2 separate regions of the Homo sapiens genome follow, and region 2 is linked to region 1. A link is an interaction called in ENCODE POLR2A ChIA-PET data of the cell type or tissue named here. Cell type or tissue: Caco-2. All regions are shown on one strand. Each heading gives the region's core, and the rest is flanking DNA. Links, peaks and the distances in the headings are about the cores only.

Region 1 (10,017 bases), core at 3,016-8,015:
CATATTGATGTCCCATGAGTTCTGAGCCTGGGCCTTGAGCTCCTGGCCTCAAGAACTTGCAGCTTTGTCAGGGCGCAATGGCTCACCTCTGTAATCCCAGTGCTCTGGGAGGCGGCACGGTAGGGGGATCACTTGAGCCCAGGAGATCAAGACCAGTGTAGGCAACACAGTGAGACCCCGTTTCCAAAAAAGAATAATTAGGCCGGGTGCAGTGGCTCACGCCTATAATCCCAACATTTTGGGAGGCCGAGGTGAGTGGATTATTTAAGGTCAGGAGTTCGAGACCAGCCTGGCCAACATGGTGAAACCTCACCTGTACTACAAATACAAAAATTATCTGGTCATGATGGCGGGTGCCTATAATCACAGCTACTCAGGAGGCTGAGGCAGGAGAATCGCTTGAACCCAGGAAGTGGAGGTTGCAGTGAGCCGAGATCACACCACTGCACTCCAGCCTGGGCCACAGAGCAAGACTGAGTCTCAAAATAATAATGATAATAATAATAATAATTAATAATTAGGCCGGGTGCAGTGGCTCACCCCTGTAATCCCAGCACTTTGGGAGGCCAAGGTGGGTGAATTGCTTGAGCTCAGGAGGTCAAGATCAGTCTGGGCAACATAGCAAGTCCCTGTCTCTACTGAAAATACAAAAAAATAGCCAGGCATGGTGGTGTGCACCTGTATTCGCAGCTATTCGGGAGGCTGAGGTGGGAGAATTGCTTGAGCCCAGGGGATGGAGGTTGCAGTGAGCCGACATCTCACCTCTACACTCTAGCCTGGGTGACAGAGAGAGATCCTATCTCAAAATAAATAAATAAATAAATAAATAAATAAATAAATAAATAAATAAAATTAATAATTAGTTTTAAAAATTTAAACAAAAAGAACTTGTCACTGCTGTTCTCACTTTCTTGCTGCTGAAAACCCTTTGACACTGGATGAAGGAGCCCAGGCTTACCTCTTGCAGGGTGAGAAATCTTGAGGAGAGAGGCTCCCAGCACCCCAAACATCACGGTTGAGAGTCCAGACATATAAATAAGACCATCTGTCAAACTGAATACCTATAAACAATAGACATTTATTTCTCACAGTGCTGGAGGCTGGGAAATCCTAGGTCAAGGCACCAGTAGATTTAGTGTCTGGCAAGATCCTGCTCTCTGGTTCATGGAAGGCATTTTCTTGCTGCATCCTCACCTGTTAGAAGGGACGAAACAGATCTCTGGGGTCTCTCTTATTGACTAATTTTTTTTAGAGCATAGTCTCACTCTGTCACCCATGCTGGAGTGCAGTGGCACAATCATAGCGCATTGCAGTCTTGAACTCTTGGGCTCAAGAGATCCTCCTTCCTTAACCTCCTGAGTAGCTGGGAAGATGGGCATGTCCTACCACGCCTGGCTAACCTTTTTTTATTTTATAGAGACAAGGTCTCCCTTTGTTGCCTAGGCTGGTCTGGAACTCCTGGGCTCAAGCGATCCTCGTGCCTCAGCCTCCCAAAGTGCTGGGATTACAGGCGTAAGCCACTGTGACTGGTTAGTGTCATTTTTATAGGGGTCATTTGTGCTTCTTTTCCTGTCCTCTATTAATTATTATTATTATTATTATTATTATTATTATTTTTGAGACGAGTCTCACCCTGTCCCCCAGGCTGGAGTGCAGTGGTGCAATCTCAGCTCACTGCAACCTCCGCCTCCCAGGTTCAAGCAATTCTCTTGCTTCAGCCTCCCAAGTAGCTGGGACTACAGGTGCACTCCACCATGCCCAGCTAATTTTTTGTATTTTAGTGGAGACGGGGTTTCATGGTGTTGCCCAGGCTGGTCTCGAACTCCTGAGCTCAGGCAATCCACCCATCTTGGCCTCCCAAAGTGCTGGGATTACAGGCGTGAGCCACTGTGCTCCACCCAATTGATTCATAGAAGCTCTGTTAGCCTCCTATGGCTGCTGTAACAAAGTACTACAGACTGGGTGGGTCAGAACGACAAATGTATTGTCTTACAGTCCAGAGTCCAGAAGTCCAAGATCAAGGTGTCATCAGGGCCATAAACCCATAGAGGACTCCTACCTGGCTCTTCCCAGCAGCAGTGGCTTTCTGGCAATCTTTGGCGGTCCTTGGCTTGCAGCTGCCTAGCTCCACTCTCTTCCTTTGTCTTTACATGGCATTATTCCTGTGTCTCTCTGTCGTCACAGGGCCACCTTCTTCTTTTTTTTGAGATGGAGTCTCACTCTGTCACCCAGGCCGGAGTGCAGTGGCACAGTCTCGGCTCACTGCAGCCTCTGCCTGATGGGTTCTAGCGATTCTCCTGCCTCAGCCTCCCAAGTAGCTGGGTCTACAGGCACGCGCCACCACGCCTGGCTAATTTTTGTATTTTTAGTAGAGATGGGGTTTCATCATATTGGCCAGGCTGGTCTCAAACTCCTGACCTCAGGTGATGCACCCACCTCAGCCTCCCAAAGTGCTGGGATTATAGGCGTGAGCCACCGCGCCCGGCCTAGGGCCACGTTCTTATAAGGATGCCAGTCATAGTGATTTGGGGCCCAACCTACTTCAGTATGACTGCAACTTAACTAATTATATCTGCAACAGCCCTATTTCCAAATAAGGTCACATTCTGAGTACTGGGGGTTAGGACTTCAACCTATGTTTTTCTGGTGTGGAGGGGAAGCAATTCAACCCATAACAGGAGCTCCTTATATATTCAGAATATTAGGCCTTGAATTGCAAAGATGATTTCTGCTGTTGCATCTAGGCGGTGGAATAAAAGAGCTGCAAGGTGCTAGAGGCAAGGAAAGCTTTTTTCTTTACACAAACTCAGTGAATATTATTCCTCTGGTCCCTGCTTCTTTCCAAGTCACCCCTAATACCATGAAGCCAGAGAGAGGCATAGCAAAGAAGGCTGCTGAAGGATGAGATGGAAAGAGGCGGGAGCTGGGAGAGAACAGGATGAAACTTCTATTAATAGCTCCTAGTCTTTGCTTGCCCTACTCCAGGGCAGCACCCCTCAGCATGGTGGGTGTAAGTGTAGGAAACAGAGCCAGAATGCAGGGGTTCAAATCCTGACACTACACTTAGCAAGTCAGTTTATCTTATTTTATTTATTTATTTATTTATTTTTGAGACAGAGTCTCGCCCTGTTGTTTAGGCTGGAGTGCAGTGGCGCGTTCTCGGCTCACTGCAACCTCCACCTCCCGGGTTCAAGTGATTCTCATGCCTCAGCCTCCTGAGTAGCTGGGATTACAGGCACCTGCCACCATACCAGGCTAATTTTTATATTTTTTTAAAGTAGAGACGGGGTTTCACCATGTCGGCCAGGCTGATCTTGAAATCCTGACCTCAAGTGATCCTTCCGCCTCGGCCTCCCAAAGTTCTGGGATTACAAGCATGAGGCACCACACCTGGCCTAACAAGTCAGTTTAGAAGCCAGATGTGGTAGTTCAAGCCTATTAATTCCAACACTTTGGGAGGCCAACACTGGAGGAATGATGGAGGCCACGAGTTCAAGACCAGCCTGGGCAACATAGTGAGACCCCCCACCCTCCCCCACCGTCTCTATTAAAAAAAAAAATTCAATCAGCCAGGCAGCCAGACACGATGGCTCATGCCTGTAATCCCAGCACTTCGGGAGGCCAAGGTGAGTGGATCAACTGAGGACAGGAGTTCAAGCCCAGCCTGGCCAACATAGTGAAACCCCGTCTCTACTAAAATACAAAAATTAGCCGAGCATGATGACAGGCATCTGTAATCCCAGCTACTCAGGAGGCTGAGGCAGGAGAATTGCTTGAACCTGGGATGTGGAGGTTGCAGTGAGCTGAGATTGCACCACTGTACTCCAGCCTGGGCAACAGAGCCAGAATCCACCTCAAAACAAACAAACAAACAAAAAAGCTCTCTAAAATCAGCCAGGCTTGGTCACATGGGCCTGTAGTTCCAGTTACTCAGGAGGCTGAGGCAGGAGGATCACTTGAGGCCAGGAACTGGAGGCCGCAATCAGCTATGATCCTGCCGTTGCACTCCAGCCTAGGCAACAGAGCAAGACCGTGTCTCAAAAAATAAAAAATATCAGCTCAATTTAGGCAAGTGAGTTAACCTCTTGTATTGGTGTCCTATTTTGCTGTAACAAATTAGCTTAGATCTAGTGGCTTAAAACAACAGAAATTTATTCTCTCACAGACTGGAGGTCAGAAGTACAAAATGTGTCTCATGTAATCAAAATCAAGGTGTCAGCAGAGCAGTGCCCTGGTCAAGAGATGTCCGGGGTGAGTGATTTCCTTGTCGTTTTCCAGCAGGAGCTGCATTTCTTACGTTTCTTGGTTCTTGGCCATTTCTCCATCATCAAAGCCCGCAGCAAATACCTTCTGTCTCCCACCCTGTTTTCCTCTGCTTCTCTCCCATGACTTACTTTTCTTCTGTCTACAGTCAAATGTCCCTGTCCCTCCTTCCTCCAGGGGCACTTCTGATTACACTTAGGGCCCATCTGGATAATTAGGAAAATGTTCCTGATTAAGTTCCTTAACTTAATCATATCTGCAAAGACCCTTTTTTCCTTTAAGGTAACACCCATAGGCTCCAGGGCTTAGGACCTGGATATTTTCGGGGACCATCTCTCAGCCCACCACACCTCTCTAATCCTCAGTTTCCGTGTGTGTGTACGAAATAGGATATTTACAGATTCACCAATAATATAGATAATACTCTCAAAACAGTACCCACTGTAACACAAACACAATAAACTTGAGACGGGGAGAAACTCATTTAAAGTCTCCTGTTTTAGGCCGGGCGCCGTGGCTCATGCCTGTAATCCCAGGACTTTGGGAGGTGGAGGTGGGCAGATCGCTTGAGCTCAGGAGTTCAAGACCAGCCTGGAGAACATGGTGAAATGTTGTCTCTACAAAAAATACAAAAATTAGCCAGGCGTGGTAGTGCACGCCTGTCATCCCACCTGCTTGGGCAGCTGAGGTGGGAGGATGGCTTGAGCCCAGGAGGTGGAGGTTGCAGTGAGCTGAGATCTCACCACTGCACTCCAGCATGGACGATAAAGCCAGACGTTATCTCAAAAAAATAAAAAGTCTTCCCTTTGGACCTCAGTTTCTCTGCCTGGAAAACGGGGGAAGAGGGTTATTGGACTCAAGGGTTTACCAGCTCTTCCACTCCCCAGGGAGGCCCTGAGTGGAGAGGTCCTCTACATCTAAGAGGTGTCCAGGCCAGGATCTGAAAGCCACATCAGTGTGGCCTGTTAGGCGTCCCAGAAAGGGGAGGTTATGAGCGATGGCCCTTTCCCTACCATCAGCTCAGCCACCCCCCATCCCCCCCACCTCCCCAACCAGAGAAGGACCTTCCCAGCGGCCAGGCCAGAGGGCAGTCACTTCATCATGGCAGGTGGCAAGAGGATGAGGGAGCCCCAAACAGGTGCACACACACACACACACGCATGCATGCAGGCACACTCACACACATGCATGCATACACACACTCACACATGCACATATGCACACACACACACACAGGCACACAAACACGTGCGCGCACACACACATGCACACACATGCACACAAACACATGTGTGCGCACACACGCATGCACGTACACTCACACACATGCACACGCATGCACACACGCGCACACATGCACACACGCACACACACAGTGTCCCTGTATCTCTGTGTCTATTTTGTGTTCTCTGAAGGCAACTGTGTGTTGTTTTCTCTAACTCCTCTGTCAGTCTCTTATCTTCTCTCTCTCCCTGCTTGCCCATTTTTCTTTCTCCCTGTCCTTGTTCTTCGGTTGCTGTTTTCTGTCTCTCTCACTCCCCCCACACCCCCATCTCAGATTTCCCCTGAGCCAGTCTGTCTGTGGGTCTCTTCTCTCTCCCTCTCCCTCGTTTCCCCACCTCCATCTCTATCCCCAGCTCTCTCTCTCTCTCTCTGTCTCTCCCTCTCTTTGCCTCCTCCTCTATCACCCTCTCTGTCTCTGCCTGAAATTCTCCTCTCCACAGGCTGGGGAAGCCCCCGAAACCCATGGGCCTCACCCATGATCCCGCAGGCAGGCAAGAGCTGGGTGAGGCCCAGGTGAGTCACGAGGAGGAAGGAGCCGACATCCCTGCCGTGTTTCTGGAGAGTGTCCAGGTCCTGATCCCTGCATTTCCCTTCCCTTTACACGTCAGCAGAACCTTACAGGTGTGTGTGTGTGTCACTTGAGGGAGAGACAGAGAGAAAGAATCAGAAAGAGAAACAGAAACAATGACACAGAAAGAGAAAGAGAGCCATGGGGAGAGACAGAGAAAAGGGAGAAGCAGAGATAAAAAGACATGAAGAGAGAGACAAACAGATACAGAGATCGAGGTACAGAGAGAGAAAGTGATAGAGTTGGAGAGAGAGAGAGATAGGCATTGAGAGAGAGAAAGAGGGACAGAGACAAAGAAAACAACAAAACAGAGAGATAGAAAAAGACAAAGACACAGGGAGAGACAGAAATTTCAGGAGGCGAGGGCAGCCTTGGGCAGGGATGAGTGGGCTCTGAAATACCTCTCATTCGTTAAAGAGGAAATTGGCTGAGCATAGTGGCTCACACCTGTAATCCCACCACTTTGGGAGGCCAAGGCGGGAGGATCACTCGAACCCAGCAGTTCAAGACCAGCCTGGGGAACAGACCAAGGCTCCATCTCTACAAAAAACACGAAATATGAGAAAATAGCCAGGCATGGTGGTGCACACCCCTAGGTCCCAACTACTCAGGAGGCTGAAGTGGGAGTTTCGCTTGAGCCCAGGAGTTCAAGGCAGCAGTGAGCTATGATCATGCCTCTGTCTCAAAAAAAAAAAAAAAAAAAAAAAAAGGGAAATTGGGAAATTGTGGCTTAGAGAAGTGAGGTCATCCCACCAGGAAGTGGTAGCAGCACAGCACACAGCTCCGCATGACCCTCAAACCTGAGTTTTCTCTTCACTGAGAGATGCCCCCTACCCACCCCAGACCCATTTCATAGGTGGCAAAGCCGGGGATTGATGGAGTGAAGCCATCTGCCCAGGGTCACCCAGAAGCAAGTGGCTGAGCTGGGTCTCAAGCCTGCTTGGACCAACACCCCAACTGTCTATTTCCCCACCTCATGTACATTCCGATCTAGTTTAGTTTTCACACCAGCCCAAGAGGGATCCCCTTCTCCAGCTGAGAAAACTGAGGCTCAGAAAGAAGAATGTCATTGGCCCAGGGTGACCCAGCCAGGGAAGTGCCCACTTCAGCAGCTGACGCGTGATAACTGTTGACGTCAGACTCAATGACAGGCCTCCATCTCCCTTCCTACTCCAGGAAGAGGTGAATGTCCAGAGTTGCAACAATGATAATACTGGCAGCTATCGCTTTTATTGAGCACATACTATGTACCAGGCACTGTGGCAAGCATCTTAGGAGCATTCTTCTTTTTGTTTGTTTGTTTGTTTGTTTTAGATGGAGTCTAGCTCTGTCGCACAGGCTGGAGTGGAGTGGTGCGATCTCGGCTCACTGCAATCTCTGCCTCCCAGGTTCAAGCAATTCTCGTGCCTCAGCCTCCTGCGTAGCTGGGACTACAGGTGCATGCCACCACACCTAGCTAATTTTTTTGTATTTTTTAGTAGAGACAGGGTTTTGCCATGGTGGCCAGGCTGGTCTTGAACTCCTGACCTCAAGTGATCCACCTGCCTTGGTCTCCCAAAGCACTGGTATTATAGACATGAGCCACCATGCTCAGTCATTTTAGGTGGATTCTTTTACCTCCGCAGTACACCAGCCCTGGGAGGGTGATACTTGCTATCTCTACTTTCCAGATAAGGGGCTTGGGCACAGAGATAGATTAAGTAACCTGCTAGAGGTGACACAGCCAATATGTAGATGCAATTTAGATTTTCACAATCTGAGACCAGCTCCCACACTCTTAACCATTGGGCTATACTACCTCTTAGGAAATTCTCTGGGAGTTCTTTTTTTTTTTTTTTTCAGTCTCACTTTTGTTGCCCAGGCTCGAGTTCAGTAGCTCGATTTTGGCTCACTGCAGCCTCAAACCCCTGGGGCTCAAGTGATCCTCCCACCTCAACCAGAGAGTAGCTGAGACCACAAGTGTGCACCACGACACCTGGCTAATTTTTCTATTTTTCATAGAGACAAGGTCTCGCTATGTTGTCCAGGCTGTAATTTTATTTTTTTATAGATACAAGGTCTTACTATGTTGCCCAGGGTGGTCTCGAACCCCTGAGCTCAAGCAATCCTCCAGCCTTCGCCTCCCAAAGTGCTGAGATTATAGGCATGAACCACTGTGCTCACCATTGGGAGTTTTTTTGTTTTTTGTTTTCTAACCTTATCTTAAAATCATTAGCTTACAGCTTCAATGAGTTAGTAAGAATCACATAGTACAGGCTGGAAGCGGTAGCTCATGTCTGTAATTTCAGCAATTTGGGAGGCCAAGGTGGGTGGATCACCTGTAGTCAGGAGTTAGAGACCAGCCTGGCAGACATGGTGAAACCCCATCTCTACTAACAATACAAAAATTAGGGCCGGGTGCGGTGGCTCACCCCTGTAATCCCAGCACTTTGGGAGGCTGAGGCAGGTTGATCATCTGAAGTCAGGAGTTCGAGACCAGCCTAGCCGACATGGCGAAACCCCATCTCTACTAAGAATACAAAAATTAGGGCTGGGCGCAGTGGTTCAAGCCTGTAATCCCAGCATTTTGGGAGGCTGAGGCGGGTGGATCACCTGAAGTCAGGAGTTCAAGACCAGTCTGGCCAGCATGGTGAAACCCCATCTCTACTAAAAATGCAAAAAATTCGCCAGGCATGGTGGAGAATGCCTGTAATCTCAGCTACTCAGGAGGCTGAGGCAGGAGAACCTCTTGAACCTGGGAGGCAGAAGTTGCAGTGAGCCGAGACCGTGCCATTGCACTCCAGCCTGGGTAACAAGAAAGAAACTCCGACTCAAAAAAAAAAAAAAAATAGCCAGGCATGCATGAGAATCCCTTGAACCTGGGAGGTGGAAGTTGCAGTGAGCCGAGACCACGCCATTGCATCCAGCCTGGGAGACAAAGTGAGACTCTGTCTCAAAAACAACAACAACAACGACAACAAATCACATAGTATAATCATTATTACAGCAGTAGAAGTAGCTACCACTTACTCATCCCCTACGACTCTCTTCCTCTCCTAATCTGTTCCAGCCACACTGACATCTCTTCTGTTCCTAGAATCTCATCAGGCTTCCACCTCAAGGCCTTTGCACTGGTTGTTCCTGCTCCTTGGAAAGGTTCCCTGCCCATCTGCCCTACTTCTTCCCTCACTGCATTCAGCCTCTGCTTGAATGCCACTTGCTCAGGGAACCCCTCCTGGATCACCCACCTAAAACAGCTCACACCTCATTTGCACCCAGATACTTCCTTCAGCCTGCTTTGTTTTCTCCAGTTTGCTTATCCCTCTCAGACAGTGAAAGATTAGATAACACATATCTGCTCCCCACTGTCAACACAACAAAAGGTGGGAACTTTGCTTTGCGTCCTGCTGTGCCCCTAGCTCCTGGACCAGTGCCCAGCACAAAGTAGGTCCTTGGTAGATGTTAAAGGAATGTGTTGAGCCCTCCATTTCGGCCAGCAGCTATTCCAGGCATTGCACCTACATTAAATTGCTCTGTTTAGTTAGATGCATCCTAAGACGGGGAGACAATTTTATCTTTAGTATTTTATTTTACTTAAAAAAAAAAAAAACTTGGCCAGGTGCAGTGGCTCATGCCTGTAATCCCAGCACTTTGGAAGGACAAGGCAGGTGGATCACCTGAGGTCAGGAGTTCGAGACCACCCTGACCAACATGGTGAAACCCCATCTCTACTAAAAATACAAAAATTAGCCGGGTGTGCTGGCGTGCCCCTGTAATCCCAGTTACTCAGGAGGCTGAGGCAGGAGAATTGCATGAACCCAGGAGGCGGAGATTGCAGTGGCCGAGATTGCACCACTGCACTCTAGCCTGGGTGACAGAGTGAGACTTCGTCTCAATAAATAAATAAATAAATAATAAAAAGA
Region 2 (6,746 bases), core at 1,747-6,746, 67 kb after region 1:
GCGATCTCTCGCCTTGTAGGGACTTCTAGATCGGCTGCGATCTCTCGCCTTGTTGGGACTTCTAGATCGGCTGTGATCTCTCTGCTTGTTGGGGCTTCCTGATTGACTGCGACCACTCTCCTTCCTGGGGCTGCTAGATCCCCTGTGATCTCTCTCTTTGCTGGAGCTTCTGGAATGGCTATGACTTCTTTCCTTGCTGGGGTTTCTAGACCAGTTGTGACTTCTTCCTCTTCTGGGGGTTCTAGATTGGTTTTGACTTTTCCCCTTGCTGTGGCTTCTAGACTGGCTGTGTCTTCCCATCTGGCTCAGAATTCCCTTCCGGGTGCGACTTCTTGCCCTGCTATGGTTTCTCTTCCAACTGTGACTTCTCACTCTGCTGTGCGTCCTCTTCTGACTGCCACTTCTTGACCTTCTGGGGCTTCTAGATTGGCTGTGACTTTGCGGCCTGCTGCGGGTGCTGGCCTGGTTATAACTCTTGACCCTGCTGGACATTTCAGTGGGGCTGTAACTCTTTTCCCTACTGGGGATGATCATCTGACCGTAGCTCTTCACCTTCCTTGATGAGGATGGAGATGGGTTGTCACTCTTCTCCTTGGAGGGAATTCCAGTCGGGGTTTGACACTTGGCTGTACTGGGAGTTACAGCCAGCTCGGAACTCCTCCCTATACCTGAGCCTCCTGGTGGGCGGTAACTCTTCTTGCTCAGATTTCTAGGCTGGCTGTCACTCCTTTCCCTGTTGCTGGTTCTAGGCCGGCCGTAACTCTTTCCCCGGCTCCCTTTTTGCTGTGAAGTGGGAGTTCTCACCCTGCTGGCCATGCCTGGTCTGGCACCATGAGTTCTTATCCTGCCAGGAGTGCTGGCCCTGCTGGGTGACCTCTTGGAGCTGCGGCTTCCCCTTCTGCCAGGTGTCCTACCCCGGCTGTGTGTGCCCCTCCGCTGGTGGCATCTCACGTCGCTGGCCTTGCTGGCTTTGCTGGTCCTGGTGTCGGTGCTCACCCTGCTGGGTGTTCTTGCTTTGCTGCGGACTCGGGACCTGCTGCTGGGCCGGTTAGAAGGGGCTCTTTTTGTACTGGTCGATTTGGTGGACTTGGAACTGCTTGGGCTCATGACTGAGTTACGGGATGTCGCTGGTTTGGTGGGCACTAAGGATCTGTTGGGTGTTGCTGATTTGGTGGACTTCAAGGAGGCAGGAGGCTTGGGATCCGCAGTGGGCATGGAGGATCCACTGGGTGCCAGAGACATACTGGGCTTTGAAGATCTCTTAGGTGAAGACATGGTGGGCGCAAAAGGGCTTGTGGTCCTGGAAGTCACAGTAGACATGAAACACCTGGTAGCCGTGGACGATGACCTGATTGCCTGTCACAGGCCAACTGTGTGAAGTAATAGTGGGCATTGAAGACTCTGGAGGGTGAGTGGTATGAAGTCAGAGGTGGGAGGAGAGAGGGGAGGGGTCCCAGCCTGAGGCTGGAGATATTTCCTCTGGTTTGCAGCCATTCAGCAGATGTCTTCTGAGGCTGACTCATGCCCAGCATTGCTGGGGACACAGAGATGGGGCAGACCCAGGCCCTGCCTTCAAGGAGCCCATAGTCAGTGGGTGGGGAGGGGGGCCACTGCCCAGAGTGGTCAGGGTGTGATGGAGAGCAGTGCAGGGGCCGGGGAGCCCATACGAGAGAGACACTGACCGCTTGGGGAGTCAGCGAGGACTTCACAGAGGAGGTGACATGAGCTTGGCTTTAAAAAGGAGCAGGAGTTTTGCCAGTAGAGAAAGAAAGGGTCAGGCTGGGCGCGGTGGCTCACACCTGTAATCCCAGCACTTTGGGAGGCTGAGGCAGGCAGATCACCTGAGGTCAGGAGTTCAAGACCAGCCTAACCAACAAGGTGAAACCCCATCTCTACCAAAAATATAAAAATTAGCCAGGTGTGATAGCACACGCTTGTAATCCCAGCTACTTGGGAGGCTGAGGTGGGAGGATCGCTTGAACCTTGGAGGCGGAGGTTGCAGTGAGCCAAGATCACGCCATTGCACGCCAGCCTGGGTGACAGCGAGACTCTCTCTCGAAAAAAAAAAAAATGAACGGGTCAACCAGGTGGGCGAGGAGCAGAGGCCAAGGCTTTGGGGAGGGAGATCAGGGTCTTGGGGCCACTATCATCCACTCACCCACACGTCCTCTGCTGCGGACCCCAAGATCATACCTGCCCTTGAGGAGTTCCCAGTCAGATAAGGGAGATACCCTGGGGGGCAGCTGACTGCAGTCAGCTTCTAGGGCAGTAACAGGAGGAGGTGCTGGGGCAGGGGAAGCTGGAGAGAGACCTGGCTGGGAGCCTGGGGCTTCAGGGTGGTGGCTTCACAGAGGACAGAGTTTGTGCTGGGTCTTGAAGGATGAGTAGGGGGTCACCAGGTGGATAGAGTGGGGAACAGCCCATACCAAGGCCTCAGGAAACGATTGTTAAATGGCAGGAACTAGTAGGAGAGAGCTGCAGGGACGGATGTTCAGAAGGAAAGAGTTATAACCTGTTCTGGGCTGGTGATGCTGGGGACCCAGCAGGAGGGTGGTAAAAAAAGTGACTGGCTGCCTGGGATGAGGAGGTCTGGGACGGCCTCACCAAAGAGGAAGGCCTCCCACTGGGTCCTAAAGGATGGTGGGAAAAACTAGGGCAGGACATTCCCACCAGAGGGAGGAACAGTGTGTGTGAAGCCTCAGAAAAGGTTTGTCAAATTCCATGCAGAGATATCCATGCCATAAATATGTCATAAGTACTTTCTTTGCACAAAGGAAGTGTTTTAGATGCTGGGGCCACAGCAGTGAACCAGACAAAGTCCCAGCTCTCGGGGACAGGCAGTAAACAAACACACAAGTAAATGTTGAATGCAGTGAGTCAGAAGATGGAGAAAAATGAGCCGGCTGCGGTGGCTCATACCTATAATCCCAGCACTTTGGGAGGCTGAGATGAGTGGATCACTTGAGGTCAGGAGTTTGAGACCAGCCTGGCCAACAAGGTGAAACCCCGTCTCTACTAAAAATACAAAAATTACCTGGGCATGCTGGTGCGCCCCTGTAATCCCAGTTACTTGAGAGGCTGAGGCAGAAGAATTGCCTGAACCCAGGAGGCGGAGTTTCCAGTGAGCTGAGATCACGCCACTGCACTCCAGCCTGGATGACAGAGCGAGACTCTATCTCAAAAGAAGATGGAGAAAAATCAAGCAGAGTAAGGGGCGTAGGGAGTGCTGGGGAGTGGCCAGGGCGTCACTGAGAAGGTGACACTTGAGAAGAGACATGGAATGGAGAGTGACATCGGCAGAAAGGGTGGCAAAGACCCTGAGGCAGGTATGGGCCTGGGGTGTTGGAAGGTGAGGAGCCTGGTATGAAGAGCCTGTGGCCACTGTGATGACAGGAGCAAGGGCGGAGCACAGGGTGCAGTAGCAGGATCCTCTGGGTTCTGGGAGAAACTGAGGAATGGGGCTGGGATGGATACAAGGTGAGGCTTTTGGCAGGCTCCTACCACCAAGGCCGAAGAAGCTGGTACTTCCCACACCGTGGTCACAGGGACCCCATCCCCAACCATTACTCTGTGTGTGCGCCCCCATAATGGCAGCTGATGTCGCCCTTTTCCGTATATCAACTATAAATTTTTCCCCTTTTCTTTTTTTTTTTTGGGAACGGAGTCTTGCTCTGTCACCCAGGCTGGAGTGCAGTGGTTCAATATTGGCTCATCGCAACCTCCGCCTCCCGGGTTCGAGCAATTCTCCTGCCTCAGAGTCCTGAGTAGCTGGGACTATAGGCACCCACCACCCCACACTTGGCTAAATTTTGTATTTTTAGTAGAGACGGGGTTTCACCATGTTGCCCAGAGTGGGTCATGAACTCCTGAGTTCAGGCAATCCGCCCACCTCAGCCTCCCAAAGTGCTAGATTACAGGCCTTTTTCTTTAAACCTAAACTTGTCCTAGGCCTGTCCTTGATAACTGTGAAATCACAGTAATATATCTTACCTATAAATAAATGTTTTAATTCACCTAACTCTCTCTCTCTCTCTCTCCATGGCCACAGATATAAAAGTACATCTGTGTGTATGCATGTGTTTTAATTTGCACAAATACCTTTTCAAATGGTTGTCTCCCTAAAATGATCCAGTGTCAGCCATGGCCCAGGTTCAGCTTTTCCTGCCAGAGCTGTGTAACCACAGGGGAGTGAGTCGTCTAGCCTCCCTGTGCCTCAGTTTCCACATCCATCAACTGGGGATAGTAATAGTACCACCCTCAAAGGGTTGTTGAGGATTTAGTGAGTTAATGTATAAGAACAGGGCTCCTACAATAGCAAGGATGCTGTTGTTACTGGTGGGTTTTTACTACTCCGGCTTTGTCCTTCCTAAATGCCTCCCACCCCACCTCCCCATGGAGTTTTTGTTTTCTTTTGCAATCAATCGAAAGAATCAAATAATTTTTTTTTTTTTTTTTTGCTTTTTTCTAAGACAGCAGAGTCTTGCTCTGTCACCCAGGCTGGAGTGCAGTTGTGTGATCTCGGCTCACTGCAACCTCCGCCTCCTGGGTTGAAGCAGTTCTCCTGCCTCAGCCTCCCGAGTAGCTGGGATTACAGGCGCCCGCCACCACACCCAGCTAATTTTTGTATTTTTAGTAGAGACGAGGTTTCACCATGTTGGCCAGGCTTGTCTTGAACTCCTGACCTCATGATCTGCCCACCTTGGCCTCCCAAAGTGCTAGGATTACAGGAGTAATCTACCGCGCCCGGCCAAAAAAATTCTTTTTAAGTGGTGAGGTCTCACTCTGTCACCCAGGCTGGAAGGGAGTGGCGCAATCATGGCTCAAATGCAGCCTGGAACTCCTCGGCTCAAGTGATCCTCCCGCCTCAGCCTCCCGAGAAGCTGGTACTACAGGTAATGCATCACCAGGCCTGGCTAATTTTTTAATTTTTTGTAGAGACGGAGTCTTGCTATATTGCCCAGGCTGGTCTCAAACTTCTGGGCTCAAGTGATCTTCCCACCTTGGCCACCCAAAAGTGCTGGGATTACAGGCATAAGCCACTGTGCCCAGTCCTGTCCCATGCAGTTCTTGGAAGACATTCATTTGCTTGACACAAAGATACAGGGAATCTACTGGGTGCCAGTCTTGTTCTGTGCCATGGGGACTCATCTGTGGGGAAGGGAAGGGTAGTGTCTAGGCTATCCTTGTCATACTATGGCAAGTCTGAATGTGGGGATTCAGGGAGGGGACAGCTTGGCCTAGCCCTCTTTCCTCTGATACCACTGTCTTCCCCTGTCTGTCCCCCTCCAGGCCCCGAGCATTCCTCTGATTCAGAATACACTCTCTCAGAGCCGGACTCCGAAGAGGAAGAAGATGAGGAGGAGGAGGAAGAGGAGACCACTGACGATCCTGAATATGATCCTGGCTACAAGGTGAAGCAGCGCCTTGGCGGGGGCCGTGGTGGCCCATCCCGCCGGGCCCCCCGTGCAGCCCAGCCCCCGGCCCAGCCTTGCCAGCTCTGTGGCCGCTCACCCCTTGGGGAGGCCCCACCGGGAACCCCACCCTGCCGGCTCTGCTGCCCTGCTACAGCCCCCCAGGAAGCACCAGCCCCTGAAGGCAGGGCCCTCGGGGAGGAAGAGGAGGAACCACCTCGGGCTGGGGAGGGCCGACCAGCTGGGCGGGAGGAGGAGGAGGAAGAGGAGGAGGAGGGAACCTACCACTGTACGGAATGTGAGGATTCCTTCGACAACCTGGGGGAGCTGCACGGGCACTTCATGCTGCATGCCCGGGGTGAGGTGTAGGCAGAGCCCCCATACGGGGAGCTTGGCAGAAGGGGTGGGGTGGGAGGAGGGGGCTGAGGAAATTGGGGTTGTGACAGTGGTCATGGGGGATGGGGTACTGCCGGTCTGTGTTGTCTTAGAAGTAGATGTGTGATGGCCAGAATAAAAGCCAAAATCTGTATCTGTGTGTGTTGGTTCAGAGTGTGTGTGTGTGTGTGTGTATTCCCGCCCGTGTGTGTGTTTGTGTGTGTGTGTGTGTGTGTGTATTCCCCCTGGGCTCCTTCTTGGGGAACCTTGGGGTCTTTTGGGAAAGATAACATTTACTGCGTGCTTGTATTCGATGAGGTTTCCATGTATTTACTTACAGACCCCATAATGTAAAGGCTCTAATAATAGAATTTTGTTTCTCACTCACAAAATGGTGCTGGGTGAGTCATTTGGGGACCCAGGCCATCCCTTAAGCCTGTTGTCTCCCCCATGGTCCAGACTGGGTGGCCATAGCCTGGGTCCTGCTGGCAGAAGAGGACAGGATGCCTGGTGAGGTGCACGTGTTGTCTTACAAGCCCTGGCCTGCCAGGGGCACACACTGCTTCCATTGACACGCCTTTGCTGAGAAATTAGATATGTGGCCGCAGCTAACTGCAAAAACAACCTGGGAGAAGCAGTCTAGCCAAGCGCCCAGAAAGCAGAAAACAGTTCATGGAGGACAGCTAGGGCTTTCTGCCACATAGCCTAGGAACTTCCACAAAGAGGACTTTAATTATAATCACAGCTACGCTTTCTCAGCGCTTCCTGGGTATCTGGTGCCAGTCCAAGGGCTTTATATATATTGACTCATAGAAATGGTGCATCTAGGAACTTACAAAAATAGAACCTTAATGATAATTGCAGCTGCCATTTTCCCAGCACTTACAGAGTGCTGTACTTAATTTGCATGAGATTATCAGCTTCTTAGAATAACCCTGTGAGACAGGGATTGTGATCCAT

What was found. ChIA-PET counts read pairs that join two places held together with the same protein. Peaks named below come from ENCODE experiments on the same cell type or tissue, not always from the same donor. Only the 100,000 strongest peaks of a DNase experiment are listed, where the experiment ranks them.
Region 2: POLR2A ChIA-PET joins it to region 1 with 8 read pairs; 23 of 35 experiments call an interaction of 5 or more read pairs at or near these places.

Annotation. Positions count from the first base shown.
Region 1 is chr19:43,671,660-43,681,676 of GRCh38, reverse strand. LOC124904724 (a long non-coding RNA gene) reads right to left here. Exons shown (of 3, transcript XR_007067264.1): 3 at 1,059-1,194. Among named protein-coding and RNA genes, the nearest start is that of PLAUR, 6.5 kb to the right of the region's middle. RefSeq lists enhancers at 1,861-2,360, 6,144-6,243. In Caco-2, for the core only: no CTCF peak of the experiment used is centred there; a DNase peak (open chromatin) is centred at 6,071.
Region 2 is chr19:43,606,651-43,613,396 of GRCh38, reverse strand. ZNF428 (zinc finger protein 428) reads left to right here. Exons shown (of 3, transcript NM_182498.4): 3 at 5,290-6,173. The coding sequence ends at 5,780. It overlaps SRRM5 (serine/arginine repetitive matrix 5), which reads right to left and starts at 1,309. Exons shown (of 1, transcript NM_001145641.2): 1 at 1-1,309. The coding sequence starts at 1,275. In Caco-2, for the core only: no CTCF peak of the experiment used is centred there; no DNase peak of the experiment used is centred there.